3 separate regions of the Homo sapiens genome follow, and all the other regions are linked to region 1. The links are chromatin loops, found by intact Hi-C in ENCODE. Cell type or tissue: endothelial cell of umbilical vein. All regions are shown on one strand. Each heading gives the region's core, and the rest is flanking DNA. Links, peaks and the distances in the headings are about the cores only.

Region 1 (5,740 bases), core at 356-5,355:
AAGAAATTAGTCTTTATGACACTGGAGATTTCATCTCTTTTTTAAAAACTGCCCAGAAATAACATTAAGCATCTATCTCAAAACCACAAAACCAATAAATACAGAGTTAGAAATGCCACTACATCCTTATTATCCCTTGGTTAGTGTGCCTTGCCCTTTTTCTCTGTTCACAGTTGCATAATTATTTTCTCCCTGGAGAACATGGAGGTCAATCTAAAGTCAAGACTGGCTCTAAATGAATGTGCTGTCTATGATACCTGGCTCTCCTTCCAACAAGACAAATGTGGTTGTGCTACATAAACACACAGGAGAAGGCCAGTCACACTGCAAGTCACAAATTTACAGGCATATGAAATAAGACATCCCAGAGTCCGTGACTGTGAGGCTGATAACTAATGAGCTCTCCAATTAGAACTTGGAGAACTGGTTATACACTTTGGAAACAGAATAAAATAATCAAAACTTTTAAGGTCAGAGATACAGAATTTTTCAAGGTCTAAGATTCATACTTTGGAAATCTACTGCACACTATTGAGGTTCAGGGTCTGGAAACCCTAAATTTAAACGTCTTCCAAAAAGCAAAAAAAAAAAAAAACTCAAGCCCCTTTGTAAGAGTTCTGTCTTTTAAAAGTTTGTTAACTTAGGTCAACACTAAATCCGCGAGAATGCTCCTTTCGTATCTAGGTTATGTGGTTGTTGATATAAAACCAGAAATAAGAAAGTGGTTTTATATAAATGCCTAAGAAATCTTGATCTTCATAAGGCCCAAACCTCAAGCAGAGTTAAAAGCCTGATAATTTGCATAATAACATGTGGTCTCATCTGGATTTTTTACAGAAAAAGTGGTTTTGAGTTATCTAGATAATTGCTCTACTCCTCCCCTCTTCCAATTTGTATTAATAGACATAGAAAGATAAAACTTTCAATTATCTTTGAAATCTTTATCATTATTGCCCTTCAACAGAGTCTAGAAGTGAAGTCTGAACTGACTCAAACCGGTTGAGTCTTCCCCACTATTCAAATGGGGCCGCGTCCCGATTATCAGTGCAATGTGATCACTTGATTTTAAACGCAACTATGCGTCCAAATGGCTGAGTGCAAGAGGTCGGCCGGAGATAGGGCCGAGTGCGCTGCCCCAAGCTGCGATCCCTGCCAAGCACTCACGGACAATGCACTGGTTTCCTCCAGGGAGCGTCTTCCATCCAGGGCAGCAGTAGGAGTGGAATCTGGAGCCGCACACGTTGGGCCTGTGATGGACAAGCGCGGTCACGTAACAGATAGGTAGAGGGATGCAGCAACATATAAACGGTCTTCGTAAGCAATGCCCCGAGCGAGTAGATTTCAGGACAACAAACAAATCAAAATTACACTTCAAATTATTGGAGATCGGGAGGCAGACGTGGAAGCAAAAGAGCTAGATGCTGGAATGCAGGAGGGTCAGAAATGTCTAAACACTGCCTTTCATCTGTCGTCCCTTGCCTGCCTTTTTAAAGGGCGAAAAGAGGCATGGAAACATATAATTTGCTACTATTCTAGCTTCCAGATGCAGAGAACAAAGGGACCATTCCGTTCCAAAGAATCCTTGCCCTCCTTCCCAAATCCATTCCTCCTTGGTCAACTGTTACTTTGGCCCCGACGTGTCAAGGAAAGCGCGTCGCAAGGTGGAGCGCTCGGGTTGACGATGAGAAGGTGAGCTGTGAACCCTGCACACGTCCTCAAACAAAAGGCTCACGAGCGGCGGCCCCGACGTGGGGAGCAAGCAGGCTTCTCTGGCCCCTGCAGCAGGCGGACCCAGGCCCGCCTGCCGCCGGACATTCAGAACCTGTTCCCGCAGCGCGAGCTCTGCACACGCTCTGCGATCGGCACCCCTGGACCCCCTAACCACCCGCCGCCCAACCCCCGGAGAGAGGGCTTTCCGCCCGCTGAGCTGCGGGGTTGGGAAGGAAAAGGGGGACGCGCTCCTGGGGGTCTTTGGATATTCTGGCAAAGGGGGCTGCAGCTCTAGGCTCCAGCTAAAGGGTCTGGGACGGAGTGGGCCAGAAAGCCGCCAAACTGAGGATTCCCCCCTCCCCCAAGCCGGAGCCCTAGGTGCGGAGCCGCTTGCCCACTTACCCTCGGAGCACGTCCTGCTGTCCTCGCCGGCGGACGCGGCTGGCCACTGCGGCACCCTCCTCGCGATACTCGGGCGCTAGAAACCCGCCTTCAGAGCCTGCTGTAGCGGACCGAACCTGTTGCGGCGGCGGCTGGGGCCGGGGCGGCTTGGGCGGAGGAGGCTGAGGCTGGCCGGCCGTGCCCTGCGCCCAGAGCACCACACAGCCCAGCCACAGGAAGTAGAGCTGGAGACACAGCCTCCGTCTTCTCCCCATCGCCGGCGCCGAAAGCGCGCGGCCGTAGACCCGCGGAGAGGGAGTGATCAAAGACAAAATCTGCGCGCCTCAGAAAAGAGTCAGGGTCTAATAAGCCCTTCGTCGGCTCCGGGGACTCCCTCGGGCTCGGGCTCCCTGCTCTAGCTGGAGACCTCGACAGAGCGCCGGCCCCCTGACTGCCCGCGAAGCGAGACGCGGGGCGCCGGGTCTAGCGCAGTGAGCGGCGAGGCGCGGCGGAGGTGCAGCCGGCAGCCCCGAGCGGTACACGTTGCATAACCGGCCTAAAGCCCCGAGCGACTCCAGGACCGTCAGCGGGCGGGGGAGGAAATTACAAAAGCCCTGGCGTAAAATTTCAAAAAATGTGAACCTCAAAAGAAAAAAGGGCCTGCACGCAGAGCTCGGCGGATTCCCGTGCGCTCCGAAGACGGATATTGGAAAGCTGCAAAAGTCACCAGAAAGAAACAGGCAAGCAAACAAAAGTCGCCCCCAGAAGAAGAGGAGGGTTCCCTCCGGGCTCGCTCGGAGTCCCACAGGGCAACGAAGCGCGGGTAGCGGCTGCGGAGCCGGGCGGAGGTGCGCGGGGCCGGGGCGTGCGGCCAGCAAGAGAGAGGGCGGGAGGCTGGGCGCTGGAGAAGATGCGGCGGTGGAGGGCGCGGCGCGGGGGTTTTAGAGGCCCGGCGGGGCGCGGGGCGGGCCGGCGGGCGGCGGCTGTCAGTGGGGGCGCGGCCGTCCACACGTGGGGCTCAACCCGGACTGAGAGGCCGGCGCAGAGTGGGCGGGGACAGAGTAAGGGAGAGATCGGGACTGAGGAACGAGGGGAACCAGGGTTGGGTGAGGGGAAGAGGAAGGAAGGGGGGGAGGGCGAAGGGAGGGAAGAGGACGGAGATTGGGGAGAAGGGGGGCGAACCCGAGAGGAAGGCCGGGCTGGAAGAGGGACTTGGAAAGAGGGATTGGCGAGCCCGGGTGCGAGAGGAAATGAGCGGGGGATGGGGGCGAAGTTAGGGCAAAGAGAGAAGTGGGAAAGGAGAGGGAGGGCCAAGGTCCGGGCGCCGAGAGGAGGGGCCCGGGGGGCCGGCTGGAGGGGGCGAGGCGCTAGGCGGCTTTGCTTCCCGTCCCCGTCAATTGGCCGCTAGCTCTGTTTTGACTGCCTGTACAAAGCGAGTAGACGGCGGGGGATGGGGCGATTAGGGACCGGATTTGGGAAAGGAGGCAGCAGCCCCTTCCCCTCCCCCTCCGTCCTCGCCCGGCCGCGGACCAGGGACTAGGGTGCCTAAGCGCGCCAGGCTTGGCCGGACCCGCAGCTGAACTGACCCGCAGCTGAACTTCCCCGCCGGACAGAGGCCGCAAGGTTGAGGATGAGAACGGGTCTTTCTGTAGGGTCCCGGCCCCTGACCTGGGATGGGGGGATTCGCAGTCAGCCAGGAATAGAGGCTCACGGGGCTGTTGGTTGCAGCCTCAATCCAAGAAGGAGGAGACCTCCCCTTTGCCCTCCTACCCCCACCGCCCCACCGGGAGCGGCGTCAGTCTGCGGGACCAAATTAGGGGCTGGGAGTTTCCAGATTGAAATGCGCCCTCCACCACCAAGAGGGAGCTCACGCGGCCGCGGGGGGCCGAGGCAGCCAGCCGGCGCCGCGGTCCTGGGGAGTCCGTGCAGGGGTGTGCTCTGGTGTGAAACCTGGCAGGACTCTGCCTGGGCTTGCATGCAGGGAGGGGTTAGAGACTCTGAAATGTACTAGCGGGCAGGGTGGTGACAAGGCGGGTAAATGAGGCTCGGGGCATGCCCTTGCTTCCTGGCTTGGACCCCTTCTGATTGATTAAATCCTAGCAATTGGTGCAACCCTCTGTACCTCTTAGAGTGCCTCTCACCGGCCTGCTCTGGGTTCTTCCTTTGTGGCCCTCCTTTCATGAAATCTCTGTGAAGTCCTGGTCATTTCTCATTTAGTGGAATATCACAATTTAAAAATCAAACACTCCTGAAAACAAGGAGAGACCATCCAAGCACAGTTTGCGAAACAGTACAAAAGAGCAGTGTCTGGTTTATTCAAGCCTAGAAAACCTTAGTTTAAAGGGGAAAATGTTGAATATGTATAGGAGGGTGTGTGTGTGTGTGTGTGTGTATATATATACACGTACATATATACATATATACACATAACATATATATGATATATATCATATATCATATATATCATATATCATATATATGATATCATATATATGATAGATCATATATGATATATCATATATATGATAGATCATATATATCATATATATGATATATGATATATGATATATATGATAGATCATATATGATCTATCATATATATCATATATCATATATATCATATATATCATATATATCATATATATCATATATATCATATATCATATATATCATATATATCGTATATATCATATATCGTATATATCATATATATCATATATCATATATATCGTATATATCATATATCATATATATCATATATCATATATATATCATATATCATATATATGTATTTCTGGCCCAAATTGCCCAGATGTGCTATTTGACAGCCAAAATTCTCCAGTAATTGGCACAACTCCCTCCTTTATTTCTCCATGTAGTCAAAGGGTCTGAAGGTAGTACCCCTTGTTACAGTATTCTCATAAAGCAGAAGAAAAGATAAGAGTTACATAATTTCATGTGAGACACCGATTTGTTAAAATCCAGAGAAAGAGCAATACAGTTATTTTCACGTACTTCGCTTCAAATAATAAAATTATTTAAACTAAAAGAGCTAACTAATGTAACTATCTCCTGGTTTAAAGCAGTGTTTTAGTCATACCATTTAAAACATCCTGTATCTGCTTTTTTTGTTGTTGTTGCTGTTGTTTAATACTTACGTGGCTTCATGGTTCATTCCTGTCCATCACATTAAATCTAAATGCTCTAGAATTGCCTATGCCTTTACCCTTTGATCCAGCAATTCCACTTTTAGGAACCTATATAAAAGATACATAGACAAAAAAAAATGAAATGGTGCATACATTTGACTGTTCTTTGCAGCACTGTTTATAATAGTGAAAGACTAGAAACACAAACTTCCCATGAACAAGCAACTGTTGTGTATGACTTCATCTATTCAGTGAAGTATTATGCAGCTGTCAAATATGAATGAAGAGAAACTCTGTATGCTCTTAGAGAGTGATCTCTAGCATATACAGTCTACTAAAATAAAAAAAAAGCAAGGTACAGATAGACTAGGCAGTTCATTGAGACAAAGTAGAATAAAGGTTACCAGGAGCTCCAGGAAAATGGGAAGGATGAGTTATTGTTTAGTGAGTACAAAGTGGTCTGCCTAGGATGATGAAAAAGTTAGAAATGGATAATGGTG
Region 2 (5,740 bases), core at 463-5,462, 140 kb after region 1:
GGGCTTTCAGTTTTGTTTTCATCTCAGATGAGAGCATATCTGAGAATCTCACCTTAATAACATTTACAATTTTGAGAAATTCCATGATTTTTCTTTTAACATAATCACACTGAGATTTGAAAATATTTAATGCATCTGAGAAGAATATGTTTAGTCAGAAAGAATAAGGGTTTGGATTCTTTACAGTTCCAGTTGTAAAATAAATGTCTTTCACCCAAATTTAGGGCTCTGGGCAAGCTGGGACAGAAAGGACAGCGTGTTGTGATTCCCTTTGTAAAACCAGTCAGATGTGCTCAAGGGGAAAAACTGGGGAGAAACTAGCAGTCTTGACATTGTGGATTGTGGGGAACCAGGTTTGTTTGAGACAAGCTAGGGAACTATTGGATCCAGTTAGCATTCAGAGAGAGTAAGAGAATTGATGCTTCCATAGGTAGACAGATATAAAGTAAAGCTTATGAAACCAAATCTACAAAAAGGCTCCAGGTCATCATTAGCAGAAAAGTTAATTAGAAAACGTGCTTTGAAAGTTAATTTCTTCAATAGTTACCTAACTTCTATCTTTGCTTTAAATAGAAACAACTTTATTAAATAGACAGAAGGCAGCTGTCTGCTGTCATAAAAAAACTTTTTAAAAACAAAAATTTATATATTGATTCCCCTGAGAGGTGTTTGGCTGCTACTCTCATAGCAGCACGTGACTGAGATAAGTCTACTATTGCTGTTCAGCTAGTCCTCAGTAGAAAACAATGAGCATAGGATTTCAGCTTTCAGGGTGAAGTCTATTTCCTGGAGAAATAGGGAAACCTCTACATTTTCCCCTTTCTCAGATTTTTCTTATTTAACAGAAATGATACTCCGTAAGAGCAGAATTGCCAAATATTAGTGTTCTTTGTAGCGGGTTAAATAATGAGTATTATTCTGACTCTACATCCTGAAAAAACCTGATCTTTCATAGATTTGCATGAATCAATCAGGATTCAGAAAGGTTGGTTAAAAGACATAGGATACACAAAAATAAAATCCCATTTTCAGATTGGATCAACTTGCCATGGAAATTATTACCAACATCATTTTTGTGTAGCTCTTCCAAACCTCAATTTGGCTTTCTTGCTTGGAAACACATAATTGCACAAACTATGCTCCCCAGAGACACTTTCCTGCACCTGAAAAAAAATCCAGTTATGCCCACAGACATGAACAAAAGAGCATGGATAGCCGAAATGAATCTCTCTTCCAAATGGGTAAAGGGACTCAGGCAGTGGCACATTGAGGTATTAAACATGTACTTTTTTTTTTTTTTTTTTTTTGCCACATTGATTGACCTACCAGAAAGCAGAATTGAAGAATGTTGTGGTTTTACTTGGGAGGTGGGTTCAAAAGCTTTTTGCTGCTAAATGGTATGGATAATTTGTATTTTATTTTATGATGAAAAATAGACTTATCCTGACTGAAACCTCTTAGCAAAAACCCTTTCCAACTTTTCAGCGAGGTTCTATTGAATCAAGTGCTTTAAGTTGATCTTCAGTTTCTGGCTTCAGAAAAAAATACCATGTCCATTCTGAAATGGAACAAAGTTTAAACACAGCTTTCTGGGTGGTTTGACACAATTCTAAACTAAAGACTTGTGCACTCACAGCATGACCAAGATTACCTCCCCGCCTCCTGCTGTTTCTTTATGGTGGCCCTTGATTGCAAACCTGCTATTACAGCCTTCTGGAATCCTTAACCCTTTCAAAGTAGTTTTTTTCCTTCCTGTCTTTCTTAGTTCGCTCCATATTTTAGAGATGGGTCTTGCTGAATCATCTCAGAATTTGTGATTTTTGTAGACCTGTCACACCCTCTAGGCTTTCATGGTACAATGAAGTTCATTACATTTTAATTTTTAAGTCATATTTTTATTATGAAAGTCTGCCTCAGATTTTATGAGTGAAATGAATGTTGGTTCAGAGCATGGGATCTAGGGCCAAACAACACTACCTGGGTTCAAATCCATGCTTTCCTTGTTAGCTATAGTATGCTTTTTGGACTGTTTTGTCTTCTGTAATTAGTTTTTTCATATGTAAAAAGGTTCAAAACCAAAGCTACCTCAGAGAGTTGTGAAGAGTAAATAAGCCAATGCATGTAAAGTGCCTAGAACTGTGTGTGGCACATATGAGCTCCAGAAATGTTAGCTATTACTGACCAAAAGTAGAATGTGATGTTTCAGGTGTGGGAAAGAGTAAACTTTTCAAAATTTAAATGATTCTCAGGATCCTGTGAATGATTGATACAGACCATCTAGTCACATTGGTAAATGTCATTAAAGACCAAGATTCGAGGTATTTAAGTTTCTTTTTATGTAGAGTAGGAATAGATATTTTTTTATAAAGACTTAGAGGCAGCCAAACATACCTATCATATAAGAATCGACCATATAAAAGTATTGGGGGGGAAAAAACTATAACTAGTTATCGAATGTGTGTTTCCTCCTAGGACTGTGAAATCAATGATACTCTGAGATATGCAGGGATATAGCTCCCTGCTGCCCCATAGTGGCAGTTGTTGTCAGTACAGTTTCCTCCCTGCAGGTCGTTAGTGGGGCTCCATGGAAATTCAACCAGTAGATTGCTAGGAAGGTAAATACAACCTACTGTATTCTTATCAGTAAAGGCCAGTGGCAATAATAGATAAGAAGAAAAGAAACAAGATCCCACCCACATAAGAAAAGAAATGTAAGTATCAGAAAGAAGTATCCTGTGAATTAATGTTGCCTGAGAAAAATGCCATTAATCCAAATGGCATGAACAGAGTGGCCCTAAATTGCTGTGAGCCTACATGAATTACTGCAGATTGGCTCTTGAAAACCTGCTACTTTATTCTCACTGTCTGTTTGTCTATCTATCATCTAAATTATTTTTCAAGCAATACTACCCTTATAGTATGTAGGGGCACTTTGAAAGCTAGTAATTTGGTGACACTTCAAGCCATTATATTTGAAAAACATTTTTTATTCTTTATTTAGAAAAGAGACTGAGCTTACAAAGGCAAGTCATGATGCATGGCACTGAGGATCATAGCTACCTTAGCCACATCTCTGCCCTCCTGAGCAATTCAGCTCTGCCTCCAAACTTGCATTTCCTACTCAGCAAAGTGAAAGTTCTATGAGTAAGTCAATTCCCCATTCTTAGAAAGCAATTTGTGATCATTTACTGTTTATAGACAACATTACCTATCAATACCAAGCAGCTTATCAAAGTGTTAACTCTGCACATATAGGTCTCTAATAAGGGTCCTGGTCGGTAGATACTTCCATATCTCACTGTAATTTCAGTCAGATTTTGGCAACTGCTAGTTGTTAGTGTCTTAGTTGCCTGTCTGTGCTTTCCCCAGGCTTCAAAACTTGGATTTTATCATCTGTCATGTTCCCACATCCAATATGTTGCCAGATTTGGTCCATCTGGTCTTGCAATATGACCTCCCACCATGCTTTTCTCTGCATTCCCCTGACACTGCCAAAACCCAAGCTCAATTACATCTCATCCAAATTTTGCCACAGCCTTAAACTTATCTCCCTCCCATCCTCTGTAAAGAAACAATGTGGTAGATTGAAGATATTATATGTTTTGGAGTCAGAGAAACCTCAGTTTGAATTCCAGTTTCACCACTTACTTTGCTGTGTGATCTTTGGCAATTGATCTTAATATGCATCTTAAAAAGGAGAAATAATAATCTCTTCAAAGAATCTAACACCCTGTTTGGCACAGTGTTGATACTTTAAAATGCCAGTTACCATTTTCCTTTCCCTTCTCTGTGGAAGATTCAAGGGCAGGCTAGAAGAAACCATCTCGTTGGTTACAGGTAATAAAATAGTGCATTTTAAATTACAGAGAATTTAAAGTTAACTGTGTAAATAACTGAAAGAACATTTGTTTGTTATTATATCCTGCACTTATAACCCTAAATAATGTCAGTGATAAAATGCTTCTCTTCTAAAAAATCCTTTTTTGGTATATGTTCTAAAGAATAGCTGCTATTGTTGTTGAGTTTCAACAGTAACATCAATTTATAGTAGCTTAAAATCAGCACATTTATGTTACCTACCTTTTGATAAGGTTTGGCTGTGTCCCCACCCAAATCTCATCTTGAATTGTAGCTCCCACAATTCCCATGTGTTGAGGGAGGTACCTAGTGAGAGGTAATTGAATCATGGGGGTGGGTCCTTCTCATACTGTTCTCGTGATGGTGAATAAGTCTCATGAGATCTGATGGCTTTATAATGGGGAGTTTCCCTGCACAAGTTCTCACTTTGCCTGATGCCATTCATGTAAGAGATGACTTGCTCCTCCTTACCTTCTGCCATGAACGTGAGGCCTCCCCAGCCATGTGGAACTGTGAGTCCATTAAAACTATTTCCTGTATAAATTACCCAGTCTCAGGTATGTCTTTATTAGCAACATGAAAACTGATGAATACACTTTCAATAAACACTGTATTGTACATAGGCATTAATCCAGAGAACTTTCAGTTATACAGCTTACCCCTGACATACAGATTCAGTCTTTGCCCACAGAGAACATACATAGCAGGTTGGAAGTATGCAAGCATGTTCCAGGCGTGATTCAAGTATTCCGATCTTGTAGTACTACCTATTCCTGCATTTAAACAGTTGATCTGAAATGAACAATTATAACTCAAGGTCTGTGAAGATAAAAAAGCAGAATTTGAATTAATTCCATTTCATGACCATTAAGAGTTATTTGCATTTAAATTTTCTGAAATTATTGTGAAATAGGATTTTTATGACTCTCTGCCAAACTTATGTCTGAGACTGTTTGAAACAACCTGTAGTATATTGGTTGCTTCAGATAAAATAAAATTTTGAAACTTAAAATTAACAAAACATGTTCTTTAGTCAACTTTGAATGAAGAGAGATTGATAAATATAGCTATATTTGCTATGGAACAGGAATATGAAAAACTATTGATTTTGATAAAGTTGCAGAAATCAAGGCTTTTAACAGAAACTGTAATGTTAATATTCATTATTGTGTCAAATAAACATGCATGTATAAGATTTTTCTCTTTTTCCAAAAATATTTTAGACATTTACAAGTGTATACCATAATACATACTATATATTGCTCTCTTTTACTGATTTTGTTTTTAATTTTTTTAGTGGTATAATTACATTGTAAAGTTTTAGAAAAGAAAATCTTAATGGTTCCATTTCTTTTCTAGCCATTGTCCTTATTTATCTCATTTTATGTTTATTACTGAAAATAAGTTTGTTATAAAGAGGAGGTAGGTGTTAAAAAGTGATGCACTTTATGTGTCAAATATAGCACCAACCCATCTTAACTCCAGGCCTCTCTCTTCAATTCTTTTCAAATATTAATGTCACTTATTTTTCTTGAGGCACAAATCTGATCATGCCATTTGTCTGTCAAATATTTTCTGGGGCATATTCTTTCATGCTGAAAGAAAGTTGCATGAAACTGCATTAGTGTGTGGCATTCATGGATTACCACCTCCTTGGGAATGCCATCTCCCCATCTTCTTTTCCTGTGTCCATAACTACTTGCAAGTCCACAAACAGGCCCTTTCAGGCCCTGCCTCCCACCTGTGCATATTGTTAACCTCACCTGGAATGCCTGGGCATCTTCTTTCTTCGTCTTCTCTAATCTTGTACTGGACCAACATCAGATTTGGGCTATCCTTTCATAAAACCTCTCCTGATGCTCCCAGGGAAAAAAAAATCATG
Region 3 (5,740 bases), core at 463-5,462, 300 kb after region 1:
TCCTTATATTAACATTTGCTATCCCCATATCCATTATGGGAATTGCAAAGTGATACAAGCATGTTGCTCTTGTATGTGGTATATAGAAATGTACCAGCAAACAGTACAGGATAGAAAGTCAGTTTATATAAGACAAATAAGGCACATTTTTAGTATTTAAAGAGCTGAAAGACATTTTCAGAGATTCCAGGTCCAATTGTTAAAAATAATTTTGTATCTCTAATGATAATTAGGGGTGTTCAATCTTTTGGCTTCCTTGGGCCACATTGAAAGAAGAATTGTCTTTGGTCACACGTAAAATATGCTAACACTAATGATGGCTGATGAGCTAAAAAACAAATTGCAAAAAAAGTCTTTTAACGTTTTAAGAAAGTTTACAAATTTGTGTTGGGCCACATTCAAAGCCATCTGAGATGCATGTGGTGCCTGGGTCATGGGTTGGGTAAGCTTGGATTATAGATAAAATATAGACACTGTAACATAAAGTGTCCACACCCTGGAAACTTTAATATTTGGAGTTCTGTGCTATTGGTTCTTCGAATAGTTTCAAAATAGATCTAACATAGTTACTATTTACATAGTTACAATAAATACCTACTATTTATTGAGTACCTAATATACATTTACTCGTTTAATATTTAATATCTAAATTAACTCATTTAAATATTCACAAATGGTAGAGGGAGAGAATGAATCCAGGGAGTCTAGGTGAGAAGCCCAGGCCAGAGACTATGAGGTAGAGGTTGTTGTTACACCAGTTTTAGAAGTGAGGAGACTGAGGCACAGATAGGTGGAGTCACTTGAGAAATGTAAATGGTAGGCTAACATTGTCTTTATGGTAGAATTATGAACTACACAAGAGATGGTCCGTCATGGCTCTACCATAATAGCACAGGCAGGTGTTCTATCTCAACAGACAAAACGAAGTTGAAGAGTTAGGGCTTCAGGAAATACAATATACAAAACTAGTTTAGAACATGCTCTTGGAGCTAATCACTAGGAAATCCAAGTTAGGGCACCCCCGTGGCACTTGAGCATTTACTCCAGCTCTGGGAATGCTGTGGAAAGAGAAATGGAAATCCAAGTACCAGCCACATTGGCTAGAAATCCAGGTCTCATGGGTATTTGCCTATCCAATTTATGAAGTTTTTTTGACTACAGAGCTTCAATTCAACTAAATATTTCTTGCAAGCCTTCAGTCTGCCAAGAACTGTGCTGTACACTATGGATACAAACATAACTGATGTACAGTTCAGACCTTCAAGGAGTTTTAACCTGGCAATGTAGCCTGATGTATGTACAAAGGCCCATAATACCAGGTGGAATGAACTCTAAAAGATATATGGATAAAATGGCATGAGAGTCTAAGAGAAAGCAGTTAATTGTGCTGAGAGTCAGAAGACAGGTGAATGCTGGTGAATTGGGATGACATGCAGAAGGAAAGAATCCAGCATGCATATAGACATGAATGAACTCTATGTGATTGATTCTGGATGTGGTAGTGGTCAGGCATAACCATAAATCAGGAAGCAAGAGGGAAAACCATAAGATGAAGTTAGGTGGGGGCTAGATTATCAAGAATATTGAATGTCATACTAAGTCACTGTATCTCTATACTGTAGATAATACAGAGTCATTAAAAGTTTTGTTTTTGAATAAGGGGTAAATGACATGATCTGATATTAATTTTACAAAGATGAATTTTAGAACAGGATGGGAGATAATGAAAGCAGAGAATCAAAGTAGAATGCATTTGTGATATAGTAAACAAGAAAAACTGGAGAAAACCCAAGCTGAGGAATATATTGGAGGTAGAATTGACAGGATTCTATCTGTAACCATTACATGTTTTGCAAGAAAAACTTGTGAATCATTACATGTGAGGTGAAAAGGATTGAGGGCCAGGGAAGTCTAGCTGACTCCAAGTTTTTTGCCTTGTGCAGGTGGGTTGATGCCTATGATACGTAGGAATAAGTGCACAAATGGAGAAGCCCATTTGGGATGTAGGACACAACGTGTACCATACTGGGCATGTTGATTCTGAGGGTCCCTATAATTTAAGCAGAGGTAGTAGGCAACCTGGGTGAGGAGTTTAGGAGAGGATATGATTGGGCCTTTCACATAGAGTTGGGAGGCATCATTCTTATACAAGTAACAGATGAAGCATGGAAATAGGTAGTTTCTCTTAATTAAAAGTATAAAATAGAAGCAAAGCAGATTAAAAAATTTGAATATATCTGTTTCAAGCAGTGGTTCTCAACATGTGGGCCTCTTAGACTAGCAGCATCAGAATCAAAATGCAAATTATCAGGCCCTACCCGAGACTTAGTGAACCAGAAACTTTTGGTTGGAATCTAGCAACCTATGTTCCAGGTGCTTCTGATGTACCCTAAAGTTTACTATATTGGGAGAAAAATAGGAACCATTAAAGAAAAAGTCTGAGAAATAGGCAGGAGTGTGATGTCACAGACTCATTCACAGACATAATTTCAGGTATGGTCAGGGTCAGATACTGCAGAAATTTCAAGTGTTGAACGGACTGATTCAACTATGCATTGGAAACATTACAAGGGTAATTTTCCATTAAAAATTCAGGAGTAATAAGATCATAGCTGGTGGTGGTAGATTGAAGTCAAGATAACAGAATGGAAATGTAGGCTACTTACTCAAGAAGATTTTTAAAGAGGTAAGATGTTTATGTGTTGATGACAATTTTTAAAGAATATGGGTGACCAAGGAAAGTTTGGGGATTTGTTTGAAGCAAAAAATTTGAATATGATCTTGTGTTAAGGGAAAGTAGGATAATAATTGATGAAACAAGGTTCTGAAGGAGTAATTGGATAGAAGAGGATGGGATGAAGATCACATACTGAGAGACTAGAGAAATGGTGGAGGCAGGCCTCCTTTTGAAAAAGGAGATGAGACTTAGAAAACATAAGGTTAAGTTTGTAGCGGGAAAGGAGACAACTTGAGGGAGTTCATGCCAACAAAACTGTTCCCAAGGAAGCAACAGGAGAGGCCATTTTCTTTGAGTGAGAGCTGGCAAGACTAGGAGAACTTGAGAGTGGTCATGGTTTGAAAAAGTTCTGTGGGAGTGGGAACATTGGAGGGAGCCCAATGACCTGTCAACCCCAAAAGGCCTCAGTTTCCTCTTCTTGCTCAGTTCTTAGGTTTTTGTACATTTCTCAAGATGTAATATGTCAACATATTCTTAATGCCCCACCTTGTGGCCTGGCAGAAAGTAAGGTATTTATTTTTCTTGAGAAACTCACCCAACTCTGGCACAGTTTTGATATCAAACTCAGGTCAGCTGAGTGGATAACACCAGCACTCAACTGGCTCAATTCACACCAGCCAACCTAATTAAGAAGAAACTAAAGACTGTTGTTTGTGGGCTTAAAAAGACAAACTAATGGGGTGAATTAATTAATTTTGAGGATCAAACGTTCGGAAATAATGATAATAATGCATGAGTGTTACGATTTGCATTTATCCTGCAGATAAGTTTTCTGGTATTTGCACAGGCATGAAATGAATTAGGTAAATGCATTTTCCAGATCTTCCCATTGTTTTAAAGCATATAATAGCATTTCAATTTATATAGTCTAGACTTGTTATCTCATACTGCTATTAAGCCATCAAACTCACAGAATTTCCCAAGCCACAGATTTCCCTTTTGGCCATTTTCACTCACCAGTTCTGTCCCAACAAACAAAGTGTACATTACTCATAGATTTGAGACATGAGTAGAGAGTGAAGTTAATATTGTTGGATGACTCTACAAATATGAAAAAGAATTATATTCTATTTATTAATTTCTTAGAAGTAATCCAGGCTACCATTTGTAAATGCTCCAAATAACTGAGGTCTTTGACCAGAGATAGCTTAACTTTTGGGAACTTGCTCTTTCAGCCCTATTACAGACAGAAGTCTGGAGGACCAAATCATTCAGTTAGAAAAGGAAACTTCTCAGAAAGCATATGCTCCTCTTTACTTCCAGTCATTAAAAAAGATCCCCCAGCTTTCAAGTTCATGAATAGAATCTGGAAAGCGAAAATATCAGATGGTTAGATGTGCCTATTAGTGCATCTCCTAAAGCCTAATCAAAAACTAAGATGGTTGTGGGCATGAATAAAATGTGGAAAGATTTGGGAAGTGGTGAAGGGCATAACAATGGAGTAGACAGGATATGTGCTTTGAATTTACCTCATGGAATTAAGGAGCTTGCAGAAATCAATCATTGTTCCTATTTAATTGAATTCCTTTTTAATTGAGTATCTAGAATAAGTACTGAATAACTATCTGCATATGAACTTCTACTTGGAGTAAAAAGTCAAAGTTTTTGCCTTTAATTTTATGTTGTAAAGTTTTTCTTATTTCTGTAATATTTTCTGTTCCAAGTATTAAATTTATTATAGGTTAAAAAACACTTTTTTGTAGAACTAGGAATGGTGAAAATCTTTGTTCACTGGAGACTTACTATCTTTAAATTGTAAAATCCCCCAAACTACTTAACAATACCAATAGTAAAAATTCCCAAATGCCAACATTTATTTTATTCTTTGTCTTCTGCTTCTAAATCCAATATCTGTGATTGTATACAGAATGTTTCCCTCAAAAATACCTTTATAACAATTTCTTTGGGATGAAAAGAGAGCTATAAGGTTTAACTGAAGTAATAACATTTTTGAAATGAAAGATGCCACTCGGTTCATCATTTTATACAAACATATTCTTGTTATATCAAATTCAAACTACAAAAATATGGAAAGCTAATAGTGCAAGTTTTCCTTTACCTTTCCTTAAACATACTTCTGTCTGGAGGTCATCACTACATCAGTGAATGTTTCCTTCTAGAACCTTCCTTATGCATTAGTTTTCTTTGGTTTGATAATACTGTACTACAGAGAGTTGTAGGCTGCTCTCTCTGTGCCTAGAATACAGAAAAATAAAAAAAGATAAAATATTTAGATGGACCAGTAAAAATCTGAAGACAAGAAAGAGTTTCCAAAGCCCAAAAAATAATTGAAGCCTTAACATTTTATTACATAGCCTTATCAGTATCAGCTTAATGGTGCAAATATTTTGTACATTTGTGATCACTTACCACAAATACCACATAAATGAACAAACATATGTAATGTGCTCTTGGAATTTACATTCTATATGAAGACTTAATGTGTAGTGTCTTCAAAATTATGAATAAATAATTTTTGAAATAATGAAAAAATTCTAAGGCTTTTGAGAGACTATTGTGTCAGTAAATTGACCATTTAAATTTTCCAAGTGATGTCAGAATTAAAATTTGTGGAAGACTGCCCTCTAATGGATAAATAAGTATTTGATATGTTCTACAAAAAGAAAAAGGGTGCTTGAAAGACACACAAATCAAATTGCTATCCTAATGCTAGTATCTTATAGTGTCGTTTATGTTAGCATACATTTACAATAAAGCAGAGAGATTTTTTTGGAGTCCATACCATACCCTAACTGTTTATATTAAAGGTCATTCAGGGTCAATTTTTGCACAGCATAAAACATCCCTTTAATATGAATCTTGTATTTGTCTTCATGGGAATCATCATAAAACTTGGCAAAATCACCAGACAGCCTATATAATTATTGACAGTCCTGCAGAGATGGTGTCATTTCAAACACTGCCGATTATTTCTCACAGCTGAGAGTAAAAGTGGCAAATAATCCAATTACTTAAAGAAATAATTCAATACTATATGTTCTC

The links. Peaks named below come from ENCODE experiments on the same cell type or tissue, not always from the same donor. Only the 100,000 strongest peaks of a DNase experiment are listed, where the experiment ranks them.
Region 2: it touches region 1 in a loop (5-fold over the local background); 8 of 110 quality-filtered maps call a loop at or near these places.
Region 3: a loop joins it to region 1, with 10 times the contacts of the local background. A loop is called at or near these places in 10 of 110 quality-filtered maps.

Annotation. Positions count from the first base shown.
Region 1 is chr5:128,535,238-128,540,977 of GRCh38, forward strand. It overlaps FBN2 (fibrillin 2), which reads right to left and starts at 3,008. Exons shown (of 65, transcript NM_001999.4): 1 at 2,113-3,008; 2 at 1,165-1,247. The coding sequence starts at 2,366. RefSeq lists enhancers at 678-1,608, 3,334-3,834. In endothelial cell of umbilical vein, for the core only: no CTCF peak of the experiment used is centred there; DNase peaks (open chromatin) are centred at 2,264 and 3,124; H3K4me3 peaks cover 2,860 bases; H3K27ac peaks cover 1,511 bases.
Region 2 is chr5:128,672,512-128,678,251 of GRCh38, forward strand. The region is part of intron 2 of LOC105379168 (a long non-coding RNA gene); the gene reads left to right. Among named protein-coding and RNA genes, the nearest start is that of FBN2, 140 kb to the left of the region's middle. In endothelial cell of umbilical vein, for the core only: a CTCF peak has its summit at 2,529 (motif pointing left); a DNase peak (open chromatin) is centred at 2,530.
Region 3 is chr5:128,839,217-128,844,956 of GRCh38, forward strand. All of the region lies in intron 4 of LOC105379168 (a long non-coding RNA gene), which reads left to right. Among named protein-coding and RNA genes, the nearest start is that of SLC27A6, 120 kb to the right of the region's middle. In endothelial cell of umbilical vein, for the core only: no CTCF peak of the experiment used is centred there; a DNase peak (open chromatin) is centred at 5,315.